2 separate regions of the Homo sapiens genome follow, and region 2 is linked to region 1. The links are chromatin loops, found by intact Hi-C in ENCODE. Cell type or tissue: heart right ventricle. All regions are shown on one strand. Links, peaks and the distances in the headings refer to the core of each region. The heading gives the core; the rest is flanking DNA. Region 1 overlaps ARL4C (ARF like GTPase 4C). Region 2 has its middle 15 kb from the start of LINC01891.

What was found. Hi-C counts contacts between places; a loop is a spot of excess contacts. Peaks named below come from ENCODE experiments on the same cell type or tissue, not always from the same donor. Only the 100,000 strongest peaks of a DNase experiment are listed, where the experiment ranks them.
Region 2: a loop joins it to region 1, with 2.5 times the contacts of the local background. A loop is called at or near these places in 32 of 110 quality-filtered maps.

What each region holds. Positions count from the first base shown.
Region 1 is chr2:234,484,489-234,494,636 of GRCh38, forward strand. ARL4C (ARF like GTPase 4C) reads right to left here. Exons shown (of 2, transcript NM_001282431.2): 2 at 8,553-10,148. Among named protein-coding and RNA genes, the nearest start is that of ARL4C, 7.5 kb to the right of the region's middle. In heart right ventricle, for the core only: no CTCF peak of the experiment used is centred there; no DNase peak of the experiment used is centred there; H3K4me3 peaks cover 448 bases; H3K27me3 peaks cover 2,062 bases.
Region 2 is chr2:234,435,605-234,443,301 of GRCh38, forward strand. No RefSeq gene overlaps it. Among named protein-coding and RNA genes, the nearest start is that of LINC01891, 15 kb to the right of the region's middle. In heart right ventricle, for the core only: no CTCF peak of the experiment used is centred there; a DNase peak (open chromatin) is centred at 2,528; H3K27ac peaks cover 816 bases.

The DNA.
Region 1 (10,148 bases), core at 6,613-9,112:
GCCAGGACAGTAGGCTGTCTCTTTAAGTTTCCTTCTTATATACCGATACTCATCCGTGACAAATCGACATTACAGTTTGACTCTTACAGGTGAGCCATATTTTCAATGGGGAGGGTGTCTTCTGTTGCTTCCAGTTTCCTGATTATTTCTTCTGAAAACCAAGGGTTATTCATCATCCAATAAACACTAAATGGTATTTAGGTATTCCTAAGTATCAGGCCCTGTGCTAGGCTCTGGGGATTTAGAAATCAACACGTTGGATAAAACTCTCTGCCTCCGTGGTGCTTTCATTCTAGGAGGGTGTGGTGGGCAGAATAATGGTCCCCCAAATGCTCATGTCCTAATTGCTGAAACCTGTGAATATGTTACCCCACACGGCATAAAGAACGCTGTGGATGTGATTAAGCTGAGGACCTTGAGGTGGGGAGTTTGTCCTGGATTATTTGGGTGGGCCCGGTGTCTTCATAAGGGTTCTTATAAGAGAAAGACCAGAGTCAGAGAGAGATTTGAAGGTGCTGTGCGGCTGGCTTTGAAGATATTAGGTTGGTGCAAAAATAATTGCATTTTTTACCATTAGTAACGGCAATTACTTTTGCACCAACCTAATAAAAGGGAGGCCATGAGTCAAGGAACATGGGCAGCCTCTAGAAGCTGGAGAAGGCGAGGAACAGACTCTCCCCTGGGGCTGCAGAAGGAGCAACCTCTGCTGACACCTGGATTTGAGGCCTTCTGATCCCTAGAACTGTAAAAGAATGCATTTGTGTTATTTGGGGCCACTAAGTTTGTGGCCATTTTTTTCAGGAGCAGTGGAAACTAACACATAGGAGAGACAGACAATGAACAAATCATTGAGGAAAATGCGTATTATGTCAGTGGAATTATGTGCCATGGAGAAAAATGATGCAGGGAGGGGAGAGACAGTGAGGGATGGGAGTTACAATTTAAAATGAGGCTGGGCAAGGCTGGACCCAGAAGGGGATGTTGGAGCAAAGACCTGAAGGAAAGGAAGGATGGAGCCAGGCAGTCCCTTGGGGGACAAGTGTCCTAGGGAGAGGGAACTGCCAGTGCAAGGACCTCTTGCAGGCTTCCTCAACCTCAGTGCTATTGACATTCTGGGCCAGATCATTGTCTGGGGAGCTGTCCCAGGCATGGTAAGATGTTCAGTGGCATCCTGGCCTCTACCCACCTGATGCCTGTAGCCCCCTCCCCTTAATGGTGACACCCAAGCATGTCTCAGGACATTGCCATTGCACCTGGAGGACAAAATCACCCATGGTTGACAGCCACTGCTTTAAAGGGACCAGAGAAACATGGCTGAGGCACGAAATTTTCTGGGGTGCTGGCATGATACAAAGCCAAGGTCCCAACAAATGAATGAATGCTCTGATGCTTGCATTCAGGGAACAGCAGCATCAGCCTCACTGGGAACTTACTAGAAAAGCAGAATCTCATGACATACCCCAGCCCCACCAAGTCAGGATGCGCGATGCAACGGAATCCCCAGGCAGGCAGTAAGTATGCCCATCAGATTTGAAAGGCGCTGGTTCAGAGATCCCTGTGCGGTCCTTCTCAGCTGCAATGGTGGTGGATGCTGCACCAATTAGGAGTCCATTCATGAGACAGATATCCTGGGGTACCTGCCATGTGCAAGTTTCCAGCTCAGGGCTGTGTAGAGCTGCCTCATGGCAGGTGCACAGGCTCTGAGGTCAGACTGCCTGGGTTCAAATCCTCACTCTGCATAGTAGCACTGTGACCCTGGCAAGGCACCCAGCACCTCCAAGCCTGTTTCTGTATTTCTGTAGTGAGGCTAATGATAAAAATAGTCCTGATTCCATGATGTTTACTGTCAGGGGTAAGAAGGACAGCCCAACTAACATGTTTGGCTCAGTGCTTGGCACTCCAAAAGTGGTCAACCTTTGTTTTTAAGAGTATCTATCTGTCTGTCTATCTGTCTGTCTGTCTATCCAAAGGAGGCAGTTGGTGGAGGCAGGAAGTACATGCCTACCTCATAGTGCTTCAGAGAGGATTAAATGAGATGACTGTCAAGTGCTCAATTCAGCATCTAATATAAAACAAACACTGCATGAATGGCAGTAATTAATATTATCAGAATAATTTCTTTTGAGAAAATGAACAGTGGTAAAGGGCTTAACAATGAATGACGTTCTCAGCTGTTTACTCTGAATTACACTCTTGTGGCCAGAATGTCCTTGGCTCCTTGGCAGTAATTGTCAAACCAGGATGGGAGCAGTCAGTCCTTCCACTCCCCCAGCCTGGGCCAAGCAAGGCAGGTTTCCATCTGCTTGTGACCTCTTGTCACACACAGAGAGGGTGGAGAGGCTTCTCTCACATGGCAGCTCTTGTGGGGAGCTCTCATTGTTTTTGCAACATCAGGGTTGGTGATGGTGTCTGAAGGATAGCTGAAATCCCAAGCCCTGAGTTCAGGCAGTCCTGGGGTTGGTTATTCCAGCAGTTGGATGACATTTTCTAAGACCTAGGTTCCTTTCATATTTCCTTTCTGCCATCCTCAGTGTCTGGGTTGGCTCTCCTCATGGGATCAGGATGGCTGCAGTCACTCCAGGCATCACATCTTCATTTGCTGAAATTCAGAGACAGCAAAGGAGAGCCATATGGTCCCTATGTCTCATTTTCCAATATAAAATTTTTTTTCCAAAGCCCACCCGCTCTCTCTTCTACAAAAAGCCTTTCCTTTCATCCTCATTGGTCAGAATGGCAACAGGACCTATCCTAAGCAAATTGCGGGCAACAGGAATGATTGATTTTATGGTTGATATTAATTTCTCTTAAAGCTGGGGATAGGGTAGCCTTTTCTGAATACAAAACCATGAGACAGAAGGTGCCATCCAAGCAAAATCAGGGTCCTGCCAGCAAGATAAGATATTGACTGTATAGGTTACCTGCAGTGTCTCCTTCTGAGGCCTTCACCCCATATCAGACCCTTTAATCTCTGATTCCAGCATCCAATTATCTATACAATCAGATTCAGGAAGAGCAGAATTAAGACACAGCCTGGATTTCAGGGGGAAGTAGTCATTCGCAATACTTCTGCAGGAAATTCTTAACTCTATGACAGCAACCGGATTGCAGGCAGACCACACATCTCCCTTTAGGTTGATGGAGCCCTGGTTTAGAACCCGGAGCTGGGCCCACACCAAGATTCCCATCCATCCCAGGATTTCTAATCAGTTAAGGCATCTCTTGGGAAGAACTCCATGGAGGGGACTAGTGGGCTGATACACCTGAGAAAGGCTCCAGGAGAGAGAGCCAGTGTCAGATAAAAGGGGGATTCTGGGATGGCACAGCATTAGACACTCAGATAATCCCTGGGCTCTTTGACTCCTGTGTTCCTTATGTGCAAGAGCAGACACTGAGGAGCCAGGCCCCCGAAATATCTGCAGGACATTGAGAATGGGGCGGACCCAGGTGGGGTCACCAGTGTTTGGGGTTAGCAGTTTGAGCCATCATGCTGATCATGATGATCAGCTTCTCCAAAACCTGCAAAACTGGCACTGCCTCCAGGAGTCAGGGAAGGAAAGGAAGTGGAGGAGGCTGAGGACATGTGGAGGAGGCTGAGGACATGTGTACAATGAACATCCCTCCCTGCCCCAGGAAATCTCTGAAAGAGTTGGAGAAGGATTTTGAGGGGGGCAGAATTCTTCACATGGCAGGTACCAGGACCACAGAGTAATATCCTTAGGGAACATACATTGCTTCTGGCTCTATCCCAAGGCTGGTGTGGCTTGCAATGGTGGGTTTGGTTAAATTTGTGACTTTCTCTTTGGTAAAATGATGGATGCTTTGCACTGGAGTCAAGCACCTCACTTGATCATTTAGGCCTGACTCACCTACTAGAATATCAGCCCTCTGAGGACAAGTGCCTTTGCCTATATCACAGTCTCCCCAATATTGTGGGTGTCACTATTGGTTGTCCATTCTGTTTTTGGAAGCTTTTTTATATGATAAATACAGCATCCCAGCACACTTCAAATTACATAGCAATGCAAATTTTCATTCATGTAATAATGGATTCAAACACATATTTATGAAATAAACTGTTGCAATGATCATTACTTACCATGATGCCTTTTAAATGTTACAATTGTAGTTTTTTTAGTTGTTATGAGGCATAGGCAGTTGAAATTAACTGCACAGTGAGTTAGCGTTTAAGGAAATGGAAACACCCAGGAGTAGCCATTAGAAGAATGAGAATTCTGCAAACCACAGATAGAGGAGGCTCATTTCCCCCACAGCCACTTACTGGAAACTTCCACTAAAGATTCAATGCCCAGAATCTCACAAGGAAAGATGTTTTCCCTTAGGAAGTCTCCTTTGGTTTACTCTCCATGAGCTGGAAGTCTTATCAGTGAAAATGAAGAGGGAGCGAGCACCAGGGCTGTTTGGCCTGTCTGTGAAAAACAGACCAGCAGAATTCCCCTACACGCAGGAGGGGGCATCCTGCCATCAGCGGGGAGAAGGGGTCACAGCCGAAGCATCATATGCATCCTTGCCGTGTGTGTGACTTGCCTTGCAGCTTGCATGGTGCTTTTCTGTCTAGTGTTTCATTTTACCTTTAAAACAATACTGAGAGGTAGGCAGGATGGGGATTCTCAGCCTCATCCTGTAGTTGAGCGGTCTGAGGTTGAGTGGGGTTAGACAGGTGACTCATTCAAGATCACATCCCCAAATGCAGACCCAGTGACACCTGACACTCCTCCCTGTCCATCCTCTGTGGGGTAGGCATCGTCCCCGACACAAACACTCCTGAAAGGAAAACTGAAAACAAAATTGTTCAGGGACAGAATCTGAAGCAAGAGGGGTTGTCTTCTAGACACTGGGAGGTGCTAAGGAGAGAAAGCAAGGTGCAGTGCTGGGATGTCGGCAGAGCCCTGGCAGTGGGGGAAGGGGGAGGGGAAGGAGGTCACCCTTTCTGTCATCAGCATGAGGGTGGTGATGCAGGCTGGCAACACAAACCGTCCATCCTCGTCTTCCTAGATCCAGAGCCCCAGATTTATTATTATTTATTTTTTTAGACGGAATCTCGCTCTGTTGCCTAGGCTGGAGTTCAATGGTGCAATATTAGCTCACTGCAAATTCCGTCTCCCGGGTTCAAGAGATTCTTATGCTTCAGCCTCCCAAGTAGCTAGGATTACAGGTGCCTACCACAATGCCCGGCCAATTTTTTGTATTTTTAGTAGAGACAGGGTTTCACCATGTTGGCCAGGCTGGTCTCAAACTCCGGACCTCAGGTGATCCACCTGCCTTGGCCTCCCAAAGTGCTGGGATTACAGGCGTGAGCCATCGCGCCTGGCCCAGAGCCCAATATTTTTTAAACTGCAGAACCTTCCTGATCAAAGGGCAGCAGGTTAGTGGAGCCTCCAAGAGCCCAGCCCTTGGGTTGAAGGGATCTGGGTCTTAAACTAGTTCCACCCTCGCAGAACATTAGCTAATCTCCTCTGAACCTCGGTTTCCTCATCTGTAAGTGCAAATAAAATTAGTTGATCTCTTGGGGCCTTTGGGAGGAAAAATTATCAAGGAAGTGAAGCACTTAGCATGGTATCTAGCATATACTAAGCACTCAGTAAAGGCTGCAGTGGCTATTACCATGATCATCTAGGACTAACAGGGACTATAAACCAGGCTGTGCCTAATGTTACTATGTTACAGTAATTTTAATTAACAAATGCAAACGAGATGCTCGTCTTCTAAAAGGCATGTTATAAAAACAACTTTAAAAATTGCTTGTTTTGGTTACTTCTTTCACACCATGCTGCCATGCTCCATGCAGAATGCAGTCACAGTTACATCCTGCATTAGGAGCAGTTCACGCCCAGAGTTGTGTGTAAGGTGGTACCATTCAAAGAAAGCCACGGCATATTCTGAAAATTTAGGTGGAGTAAGTAACACAGATCTTTCATTCTCACTTCTAATCTTGGGGAAGAAACAACAGGCTACTTTCTCAGAAACCCTCACATTGCAAGTTCCTCTCTGAAACTGACGCAGCCCCACGCTTAAGTTGAGAACTGGTGCAAAACAAATGTATAAAATCCTCCAATGTCTTGTGCAAATTCTATTTTAAACGAGTTTCAGCTGAGCCAGGGAGAGCCAGAAGGAGAGGGCTGTTTTAAGGATAAGTGAACATGTACGAGACAGCTGAATGAGGAGAGAAGAGAAATGCCTGCATATCAACTGAGATGGCGGATTTCTTTCTGGCAGGCAAATGCCAAGCTGTGGGCATCAGACCTACAACAGGACACAAAGCAGAAGAGAGGTTATTCAGCTGGGCAGCCAGAGAGCTGCTAAATCAAGGACTATCAAGTTCTGCATTTGTTCTCTTCTTACTTTTTTCATGTCAAACCCTTAATCTTCACATCAGTTATATGCACATAATTTTGTCGTTCCTTGCTACCACATGATTGTGACATCAAAACAGTCTAACAGTTAACGCTGGTAACAGGATCGTTCCAAGAACCCAAGCTCTGGAGACGAGCATAAAGGCACAAAACAGTAAGGCCAGGCGTCCCTGGTCTACCGAAAAAAACTTACAAACGAAGAATCGAAACCTTGAAGGAAAAGTTCAGATTGTGGCAAACGAAGAATCGAAACCTTGAAGGAAAAGTTCAGATTGTGGGAAATAGGACAGCGGCTTAGGATTAACACCAACCTCCTCGGTTACTAGTGGTCAGAGGGATGGGGCCACTTGCAGTTAATTTTCTAGAAAACATAACATGATTGATGTTGTCTAAGTATCAGATGTCACTTGGCTCCCCAAGAATGTATTTGTTGAATCAAGATTAAATTAAGGTTGCCCTATAAAGCAAGGGTTTTGGTCTTTGCTTCTTCTGATTCTCAACATTTTTACTCCTGGGGAGCCACAATAGTCCCTAAGTGGTTTTTCAGCCGCTTTTTAGGTTTCAGAAACAGCATCCGTGCCCTTTTGATGTAATCTATGTCCCAATAATTAGTTCCTGCAGCAATGTAAATGATTAAAGTCAAGCCACGCTCATTTTTAAAGAAAAACCTCTAAACCCACAAATGTGTTCACCAATGTGTAAGTTTCAACACGCTTGGTTGGAGCAATGATTCATCTCACAATACTGATCTGGAAGAATAACAATATTTTGTCTATTTTCATTTAAATATTTAATAGGAGATAGTAATTTTATTTAATTCCTAAAGTTTATGACCAAAACTAATTGACAGGAATTAAGTCATTCAGCCAATATTTACTGAGCACCTGCTATATGCTCAGTACTATGCTAGGCACCAGCAATTAAAGAAGATCTCCTCCCTGCTTTGAGGGGATCACAGCCTAGTGATATGGGATGTATGAAAAGTAATGGATTCAAGAGTCCGGCAACCTAAGTTTGACACCTAATTCAGCCTCTTACACCTTTGGAGGAGAAGACCACCTGGGTTGATCAGACGGTCTCCAGGTGCTTGTTTTCACTCCATTCTGGCCCAAGCCCAGAGTCAGCAGCCTAGGTTTTAGTGGGATGAGGATACCAAGAAGTGTGGCTAAAAGGGAGATTGCAAGGACCTGACTTAAAGACCTGCAGGCGGGTGAGGTTATCACACGTTCCACATGTTGGCAGCCAATAACAACAAATTGAAAGCGATTGAACACTTACTGTGTGCCAGGCATGGGGATAGGCGCTTCACCTGTATTATCCTGCTTCATCCTCCCAACAATTCTTTGAGGTACCATTATGATCCCATTTTACATATGAGAAACTGAGGCTTAGAGGGAAAGGACTTGAGCAAAATCACAGGGCCCTAGGCACTTGAGCCAGATTTTGGAACTGGCTCTTTTGGGCTCCATGCTTAAGAGACCCCATACCCCACTAGGGTCTTAACCATCACTTAGTAGCAATTAAGCCTGTCGCTTAACAGCTGCCACGTGCCTCCATATGCTACCCATTGCACCCATTCAAGGTTCTATTGGTTCTGGCCCAATCGCATTTTTCTCTAGAAAGTGGACCTTTTCTCTGCAGAGTCTACAGAGTGTGAGGGTCTAACTACACCTGCTATTTAAGAGAGCTCAAGCCTTGGACTCAAAAAGCATGGACTCAGCCCAGGTACTGAGCAGAGAGACAAAGCCAAGATACTGAGTAGCTTTGTAACTTCCAGCGTTCTTATATTAGTACAAAGCTATTTCCAATTTTATATAATTACCTTTTTGAGGTAATTATCAATTCATGACCTTTTTAGTAAATGAGAGTGCTGAGGAAGGGCTAGACATTGAGGCCATTTTCCTAAAGGATTTGAAATGACGCAGTGGAAGGCACCCAGATGAAGGACAGGCGCAAGTGAACGAGCCTCAAATGCATACAGACTCCTGCATTTTAGCATCCGGATCCACCATTCACGGCAGAGCTAGACCCTGACACCAAAAATTGAGATGACTGATATACCGACTAGAACTCCAGACACCATCTTGTGATCCATCCCCCCACTCAGCAGAGGCCTAGAGAATGAATACCAGCAATGTCAAAAAAACAAACAAAAAATTCCACAGAAAATCTCCCCAGTCATTTGATTGTATAAATAATTTATTTCTGTTCACAGCATCATATATGCATTATAAAAGGCTATGGAAACAAAAGAGAAGGATGATGAGACAGAGAATTACAGCAGTAGAAAGGAAAACAGAAACCAGGGCACACAGTTCCAACACCAGAACAGAGAATTTGGGAAGATAATTGCTCTGAAACAGAACTGGCCTCCCTGTGTCTATTAGAAAACATTTCCAAAGCTCACGGAGGGAGGCCAACTTCCCCTATGGGAAACCCATTCACTCGCCAAAGGGCAGAAGGCATCATAAATCACCCATTGATACATTGGTGGGGGGCTCCCTGTCCCCCTGGTGACCACTCCAAGGTGATTTGATCTGTGCTTCCTCTGTTGGGTCAGAGACGAAACGGGCTATTATTAGGTCAAACATTACAGAAATCAACTGAGACTCTTAACTAGTAGTTGATACACCACAGGGCTTTACTTTACTGCACAATTACTAACAGTTGATTGCACCCTTAAGTATTGATTATGCAAAAAACAAAATCATCTCGCATCAGTTTTAAAGCATGACAGGGTTTGAACAGTGATCTTGAACCTAAGTATTGTTATCATGAGAAGGTTACAGTATTTGGCATCTGCAATGTCACAAAATAAATATATTATTCTCTCAATAGTGTGGAACTACCAAAATGTCAAAGTGCTTAAGAAATTGTCGCATGTGAAGAAAATAAAGAAAGATGGATTTTTTTTTTAATAATTCTATACAGAATCTTCAGATGATGGGACCAGCCCATTTAGAAATCAGTGGATATGCTGTCGATATGTAAACTGAAATCTTGCAGGCTTTTCAACACTGCTTAGCTAGACTTTCTCTACTGAGTTTCTACAAAAAGACCAGCATTGGAGGGGTACCAAATACACCGACAAAAGAGAAAAAGCAGATGGGCTGCTAGGTTTCTGCTTTTAAAAAATTTCATATAAGAATTGGGTTTCAAGCAGGAAGCCAGAACTTCTGCCTCTGGTTCTTAAATTAACATTCGGTGTGTAATGGACAATAGGCAGGGACTCATAATTTGACTAACTCACATGCTCAAGCATGATCGTGTCCAATTTCTACAGGCCTCCTTTGTAAAGAAATGTGTAACAATGGGGGGAAAGTCATAATTCTACCTGAAAACATGGATTGTAAGAGGAAATAAAAAAATCAAACAGTATGTTTTAAGTTTCCCTTTTGATACTGTGTTTCAGGGTAAGTGACAGCTTCTGCAAACCAAGACTCAGTCCTGATTATAAAGGATTTTTAAAATTACATTATTAAAAATATGTATTTATTCTTCTTTCACTTTATCTATTTTCCAAAGCCTCTTTCAAGTAAACTGTGAAGTGCCTGAGTACCAGTGACCATGACGTCACACTTTCTTTTATCTCAAGCACTCATTGTTGTTTGCATTTGCCCAAAGTGCTGGCTGGCTCCGAAGGCCAGTTCCCACAAGAATGAATTCGGAAAGACTTCATCCTTGTGTTTTTCCTTCTCTTTTAATTCCATGCAACGAGGTCAGCTTTTGCAACAAGGTGGGGTTTTATTTTTTTGGTGCATGACATCAAATACTCTA
Region 2 (7,697 bases), core at 1,054-3,553, 54 kb before region 1:
GCAGGAGAATGGCGTGAACCCGGGAGGTGGAGCTTGCAGTAAGCCGAGATCACGCCACTGCACTCCAGCCTGGGCGACAGAGCGAGACTGTCTCAAAAAAAAAAAAAAAAAAGCTTGTGTTTTCTTTCCTTTTCCTTCCCCTATTGGATTCAAACCAGAGGATTGCTGGCAAAGACTAGGAGAAACCGATGGTGGTAGTGGGGTGAGTGGCCACTGCTGGCCAGGCAGAAGGCTGAACCCTGTGGATTTCCTACATTGGTTTTTGGTGGAGTTGGTGTTTTCCTGGAATGGGCTGGGGGAGGCCTGCTATTCCTTGCAGGGTCTCTGCAGATCAATGGCTTGAGCCTTTGGAGGATTCGCCTCCCAGATTTCAGAGCTCTGTTATCTCTATCCCCAGCAGGGCCATTTCCACTTCCTGACACAGTGCCTCCCCACCCCTCCCTCTGACACACACCCAGAGTACAAAAATCCATTTCCTTTGCCCAACTACGGTTTTCCAGGTCTCCCCACGCTTCACTCCTTGGTCTTAAAATCCTTTTTGATTCCTTATGAATCTGCCTGTCTTTGGTTAAATACCACATAGATGGCTTTAATGTGTATTGTGAAAATCCATCTCGAGTGCTTCCAGAATATAAAAATGTGACCAGATCCAATGGAATCATTTCAGGAGAAGTAGGGCAGTGCCGAGAGGCTATTTTTAAACTCTGCATTCTGGTGGTTTGGTGACCTGCCTGTCTCCTGTTTTCCTGCCCAATGCCAACGCTGAAGGACTTGGTGCTCCAGTTTTGGGTCAGTTCATGGTGCCCGGTGGAGTCCAGCATGGCCCCAGTGAGCTTGGTGTGGGACTTTTTTTTTTATGGAGGAGCAAAGGTGGAGAAGCCTGAGAAGCTTCCAGGAGACTGGTGGGGAGGGATGCTGAGGGGAGGTACCACTGTTGCAGAGCAGAGACCTGGAAGTTGCTGCAGGGGCTGTGGGAGGGCTGAGGGGTGACGAGCTGCAGAATCAGGTTCCTCCCAGGCAGGCGGGTCTGGAGAAACCACACCAGAATGCCTGTGGCGCCGCTCCCCCCGAGTCCCTGCTCCTTCTCCCTTGCATAACAGGGCCCTGCATGTTGGCCCAGGTCAGTGCACACACTTGGGCTGCCCCACTGGAACCCTTAGGCACCACACAGTGTATGGGGGAGCCCTGGAGTCCCTGTGCTGGCTGTCCTGAGCCCCAGACCCCACACGGACACCGAGTGGGACGGTGCAGTCGCTCCACATCCCTCCACACAGAGGCCACTTTGTGGCGGGTTCCACCTGCCCTCTCTCTCCTTGACTTGCTTCTTTCTTTGTCAAGCAGTGCACTGTCTTGAACTCTAACATCAAAGTATTTCTTTGACCTGTCCTCCATCTGAGTATAAGTACCACAAAGACAAGCATTTGTTTTGTTTACTGCTTTTTCCCCGGCTCCTAGAATCACCCCTGGTATATAGTAGGTGCTCAATAAAGGTTTGCGGGGGGAAGAAAGGTAAGAAAGATGGAGGGAAGTCAAGAGAGAGGGAAAGGGAAAGAGTGGGGTTTGTTGGTTCCTCCTTGAGTGATACCACCCACCCTGGGAGAAGCTGAAAGCTCCACATGCTGTCCCTCCCCAGTGACAGGGACCATCCACGCTGTGGCCTCCAACTCAGCTGCCTCCCTTCATAGGCATCAGCCTTGGCTCTGAGCCTCACCCTGGCCTCTTCTCCCTGTGGGTGCCCCTGCTCATGGTACCCGAGGGAACACCACCAGCAGAGAGTGCAAGAAGCAGACCAAGTGAGGACCTTCAAGCATGCATAACCACAGGCACCATGGCACTGCTTCTCTTGGTGGAAGAGAGAGCAGGGGAGAGTGGTGTCCCCCGTATTTGGTTCCTATAAATTCTCCTGATCTGTCTGCATTCACAGGCTGGGAAAGACCCTCAAACGGGCTGCAGTGGCCACCCTAAGAAGTGTTCTTCTTCTGCTTCAGACCCATTTCTTTCAGGACCATAAGCAGCTCTGCTCCTCATCTCCCACGCTGTAGACAGGGATCCCTGGTTGGCACTGTTTTCTCTGTCCCTAGGATGCCCGTGTCCTTTGGCTGCAGGCTCCCACCACCCAGCCCTTGCTCCCTGCACAGGGTGGTACTCAGTGAATATGTGGTAGCTCTTCTTGGGTTGAAGAAGAGAGGGCAGAAGAAAACCTGCCCCTCCACTTGCTTTCTTGCAGTGGCTTGTCTCAGCTTGAGTGCTTCCCTTCCCAACTGACCACATCTGAGGCTTTGCTTTGTGCTCCATCCATTCAAAACCAAGCGACCAAACGATGCTTCCCTTGGGGATTTTCTTTAGAACAAAGACCATTTTCATCAGCACTCTTTTCTCCCGCTCCTGGGTTCCTTCCACCTTTCATGAACTGAGCCCCCTTCTGAAGTAAGGCGTGGGCACCCTGAATGGAAATGGCTAGATTAATGCGCATGCATGTCCACACTGGTGCAGGGCACCTGCTTTTCTGGGACAATTGCCATCTGGAATCAGACGCCTTCCTCATTGTGTGCCTATTTCTGGACAAAGAAGAGGAGAATTGGACGAGAAGCAGGCCTCCTCTCCCACATCCTCCAGCCACCTGGCAGGCCCGACTAAGACACCCGCTCCAGCTCAGGTGGTTTATGTGGCTCCAGTGAGTGGGGCAAGTGGGGCGTTTCATCCCAACCTTCTGCATAACAGCATTAGCAGATCAGACACTCAGGTCTGGGACAACATGTCCTGAAGGGCATCTCTGGGTTCCCCCTCCAGGGCCTTGGGTGCTGCCCTGCCTCCTCTGCTGAAGGCTGCCTACCCCCCACCGCCAGAGCAGCAGAGTTCCCTTCAGTAGCTTTCAGGGACTGGAAGGATAGTGGGCTGCCTCTCCCCACAGGTAAGGCTACCGTTGGTCTCCTGGCTCTCGGCGGGCTGGGGGCCCATCCCTGGATAGCAGCTACGGGGAAAGACATGGCTCTGGAGATGGAGGCGAGAGTCAGATGCTGAGACCTCCAACAATGTCCGCTTGTGGAGGCTTTACTATTTATAACACTTTTGTTTTCTACAATGAATAGATAATGCTTTTAGAACAGAAAAGTGAAACGTAAATCAACTCCGCAAGAAACAGGAAGCTCAAAATTTAGATCCGAATAAGTCTTTCCACCCAGGGCTGGTCTAGGGATAGAAGAAAGACTAATGTTTTTGGTAGGAGAGGAAATGGAGGTGAGGGGCTGTGCTGGAGAAGTCAGCCTGCGGGGGGCGGGGGCAGGCGGGGTAGAATTTCAATTCTGCTCTCAATCTTGTTTTCTTAGAATACAATAAAATATTTTCACATAAGATACTGGTCTGGAGGGCAGGCGTGGTGGCTCATGCCTGTAATCCCAGCACTTTGGGAGGTCAAGGCGGGTGGATCACCTGAGGTCAGGAGTTCAAGACCAGCTTGACCAAAATGGTGAAACCCCGCCTCTACTAAAAATGCAAAAATTAGCTGGGTGGGGTGGCGGGCGCCTGTAGTCCCAGCTGCTCAGGAGGCTGAGACAGGAGAATCGCCTGAATCCGGGAGGTGGAGGTTGCGGTGAGCCAAGATCGTGCCATTGTACTCTAGCCTGGGCAACAAGAGCAAAACTCCGTCTCGGTGAGGGGTGGAGAGAAAAGATACTGGTCTGGAGTGATTTATTTTAGAAATATCAGATTCTGTTAAGTTTTTTATAAATTGTCTTTGGGAGTGATTGAAGAAATAGTGCGATGTTTTGAATAATCCAAGATCTAAATGTAAACACAATTTAATAAAATTAGAGACAAGGAAAACTATACATGGGGAGACTATATTACTCTTGACAGGAAATCACTGTGTATGTGCAATTATATTCATGTATTTGTCATTTGTATCTATCATATATATATATATATATATATAACCTAGGGAAAGATACCATACACCTAATCAAATGAAAAGTGATAAATTGGAAAAATATTTTCAGCACATGTCAGACAAAAATATTCATATGCCTATTGTACAAGGAGATCTCACAAACTGATAAGAAAAACCGATGATCAATTAGAAGACAAGGTCAAGGGGAACAGCTCATGCTTCACTTGACTTGGTGATTCTTCAGTAACGAGGGATCCCATCCCATCCATATGAAGAGTTGGCTTCATGGGAACAGTTTGAACCCTTTTTGGTAATATGGGGAGAGGCCTGGCCCAGGGTGCTGGGGACCCCCAGTAGGATTGAAGGGAAGACTCTTGGGAGCACCCAGACAATGGCCAAAGGGGATCTGAAAGAAAAGTTTTCAGCAGCGAAGTCACAGGGGGATCAGGTGTCTACCAGGAGAATGTGGCTGGGCAGGAAGCAAGTGCACACTCTGGAGTGTAATTGAGTAGGTCAAAATCTGTGCTGTTGTTCCCTTGCCTGCAAAAATAATTCCCTTTCCCCTGTTCTCCTCCTTTTCGGAGGCTCTGTCACTGTCCCTCTGTGCCCACCTGGGCTCTCTCAGATTCTTGCTATGGGATTATCCTCGCTAGCGTCTTCCCACCATCAGCATGGACAGGAGGGATGGGTGTGCAGGCCACATGAGCCCAAGAGGAAATGGTGCTTGGGGATACAATTCTCATGAGACCAACATGTGTTTCCTATGTGAGGAGGTGGCCAGGGAACGGTGGCCATAGTCGGCAGGGAGCCTGGGTGACCACATGACACACTAGGGCTGGTAGGACTGCCCAAGGTTATAGATGGTGCTTGTCTTTACTGATGCTGGTGGGCAGCCCGTTGCTTAGTTGACCAACCAGACAAATTCCAACACCCTTAAGCCTGCAGCACTGCCCGGCTTATTTCTGAGCGAAAGTGGTTGTGACGTGACAACCTGTAGAATCATGGCATCCACCCATGCATACTATCTCAGCAATGGCACTGCTGTCTTTCCAGAGTGTAAGTCACAGGCCCACATTTATCCTCGACACCACCCTCTCCCTATGCCTCAGAGGCAGAGTGACCACAGAGTTTATTGTCCAAACTGGACACTTGGGAGAGTAAAAGGAGGATGAACCCCGTCTCTACTAAAAATACAAAAAATTAGCTGGGCGTGGTGGCAGGCACCTGTAGTCCCAGCTACTCGGGAGGCTGGGGCAGGAGAATGGAGTGAACCTGGGAGGCGAAGCTTGCAGTGAGCCGAGATCACGTCACTGCACTCCAGCCTGGGCAACAAGTGCGAGACTCCGTCTCAAAAAAAAAAAAAAAAAAAAAAAGGAGGATGATAGTCCATGGAGGCTACTATAACAAAAGCCCTCAACTGGGTGTCTCATGAGCAACAGGCATCTTCCTTTCTTCCTTCCTCCCTCCCTTCCTTCCTTCCTTCCTCCCTCCCTTCCTTCCTTTCTTTTCTTTCTTCTTTCTCCTTCCTTCCTTCCTTCATTCCTTCCTCTTTCTTTTCTTTTCTTTTCAGCATCTTGCTCTGTTGTCCAGGCTGGCATGCAGTGGCATGATTATAGCTCACTGCAGCCTCAACCTCCCAGAATCAAGTGATCCTTCCACCTCTGCCTCCTGAGTAGCTGGGACTGCAAGTGCGTGCCACTACGCCCAGCTAATTTTTTAGTTTTTGGTAGAGACGGGAGTCTCACTGTGTTGCCCAGGCTGGTCTCAAACTCCTGGTTTCAAGCGATCCTCTCACCTCAGACTCCTAAAGTGCTGGGATGACAGGTGTTAAGCCACCTTGCCCAGCTGACATTTATTTCTCCCAGTTCTGGACTCTGGGAAGACCTAGATCAAGGTACTGGCTGATATTGTTTCTGGTGAGAGCCACTCCTGGTTCATAGACAATCATCTTTTCATAGTAACCTCATATGGCAGAAGGAACAAGAGGTCTCTCTCTGGCCTCTTTTCTAAAGGCACTAATTCTTTTCATGGGGGCTCTACACTCATGACCTAATCACCTTCCAAAGGCTTCACTTCCAAACACATCTCACTGTTGATTAGGTTTCAACATATGAATTTTGTGGGGGGACACAAACATTTGGACCATAGCAGAGTAATAATAAATGGTTTTTTTTGTTGTTGTTTGTTTGTTTTTTTGAGACGGAGTCTCACTCTGTCACCCAGGCTGGAGTGCAGTGGCACCATCTCAGCTCACTGCAACCTCCCCCTCCCGGGTTCAAGTGATTCTCCTGCCTCAGCCTCCTGAGTAGCTGGGATTACAGGCATGCGCCACCACGCCCGGCTAATTTCTTTGTATCGTTTAGTAGAGAGGGGGTTTCACCATGTTGGCCAGGCTGGTCTTAAACTCCTGACCTGAAGTGATCTGCCCACCTCGACCTCCCAAAGTCCTGGGATTATAGGCGTGAGCCACTGTGCCCGGGCGAATAAATGGTTACATTGTAGCGACAGGTAACCATAGACAGTTTCAGCAAATCAAGGTTGCCCAAATCAGAGCCAAACCGTCACATGGATCTCTGAACTTTACCTTAGAAAAATCTCTCAAATCTATCCCTTTTTCTCCACTGCCACCACCTCTATCCCAATAACCATCATTTCTTTCCTGGACTGATGTCCACCTAGGCTTGCACCGGTTTCCAACCAAGTGTTCATTTCAGATGTAAATATGATCATGACAGTTTCTACTTCACCACTTTCAATACCCTCCGAGACACCTCTTTGCTCTTAGGATACAATTAGAAGAACCTGAAAGGTCTTAATATCTGTTTCCTTCACAAGGATGCCTCCCAGTGAAGACACAGACCCTATTTGCTCACCCTGTTACCTTTAGTATCTGCTCTGTACCAGTGCTCATTCAGTATCAGCTAAATCACCAAATGAGTGAACCTATGAATGAATCCATCAGGTTTCCTGGGCCTGCAGTCTCTGCTGTGATGGAGAAGGCTGCCTAATATACATGTGAACTCATGTATATTGAGTGTACATGTAATAAAAATATCCCTTATCTAAAGCTCCAATTTTGTGTCCACTGATGGCGTCCCCTGTCATGTGTCTATGCTGTTTTTGTTTCCATTGAACTTTCGGTATAAATTTAGCTATTTGTATGGTATCTTCCCCTCTCCCCCTGCCCTCAAATTTGCTATTTACTCCCATAGATTTAAGAGATTATTTGAATTCAAACAAAACGATAAACTCCTACTTTTGTTTCATTCTTTGAAAAACAAATTCTATATTTCACTGGAAAAAAATATATTTATCTTCCAGTTAGCTTTCTAAAGGGAGAGCTGGCAGGAAGTAAAGGAGCTGAAAATTACCAACATTCCATTTTTATTTAATGCATGTTACACAGACATAGTAGTGTTTCAATAGATAGGAACAAATGCTACTATTACATACAAAGGTTAACAGTACAAGGTATGATTACCATAAGTCTGCATAACACCTAGAAGAAATAAAAACTACTTTCTAACTCTGGAGCACCCATTTCAATAATAGCAGCGTTTGTTGGGGCGGCTTGAGCGTATGCCCCTGTGGTTAAGGAGCACGCATGTGTTCTTAAACACCAAATGCATTCACAGTTTTAAGGGAGAGAGAGAATGGAATTTAGCAGAAATATGTATCTAAATAATGCATAGTTACGATTCCACGGTAAAATATACAATCATCAAAACCATTTAAGAATAATAACCTAAATGCTTTTGATAGGAAAGGTTTTGGGCCATGTTTCTTGACGTATTGTATTCAAATTAGCTAT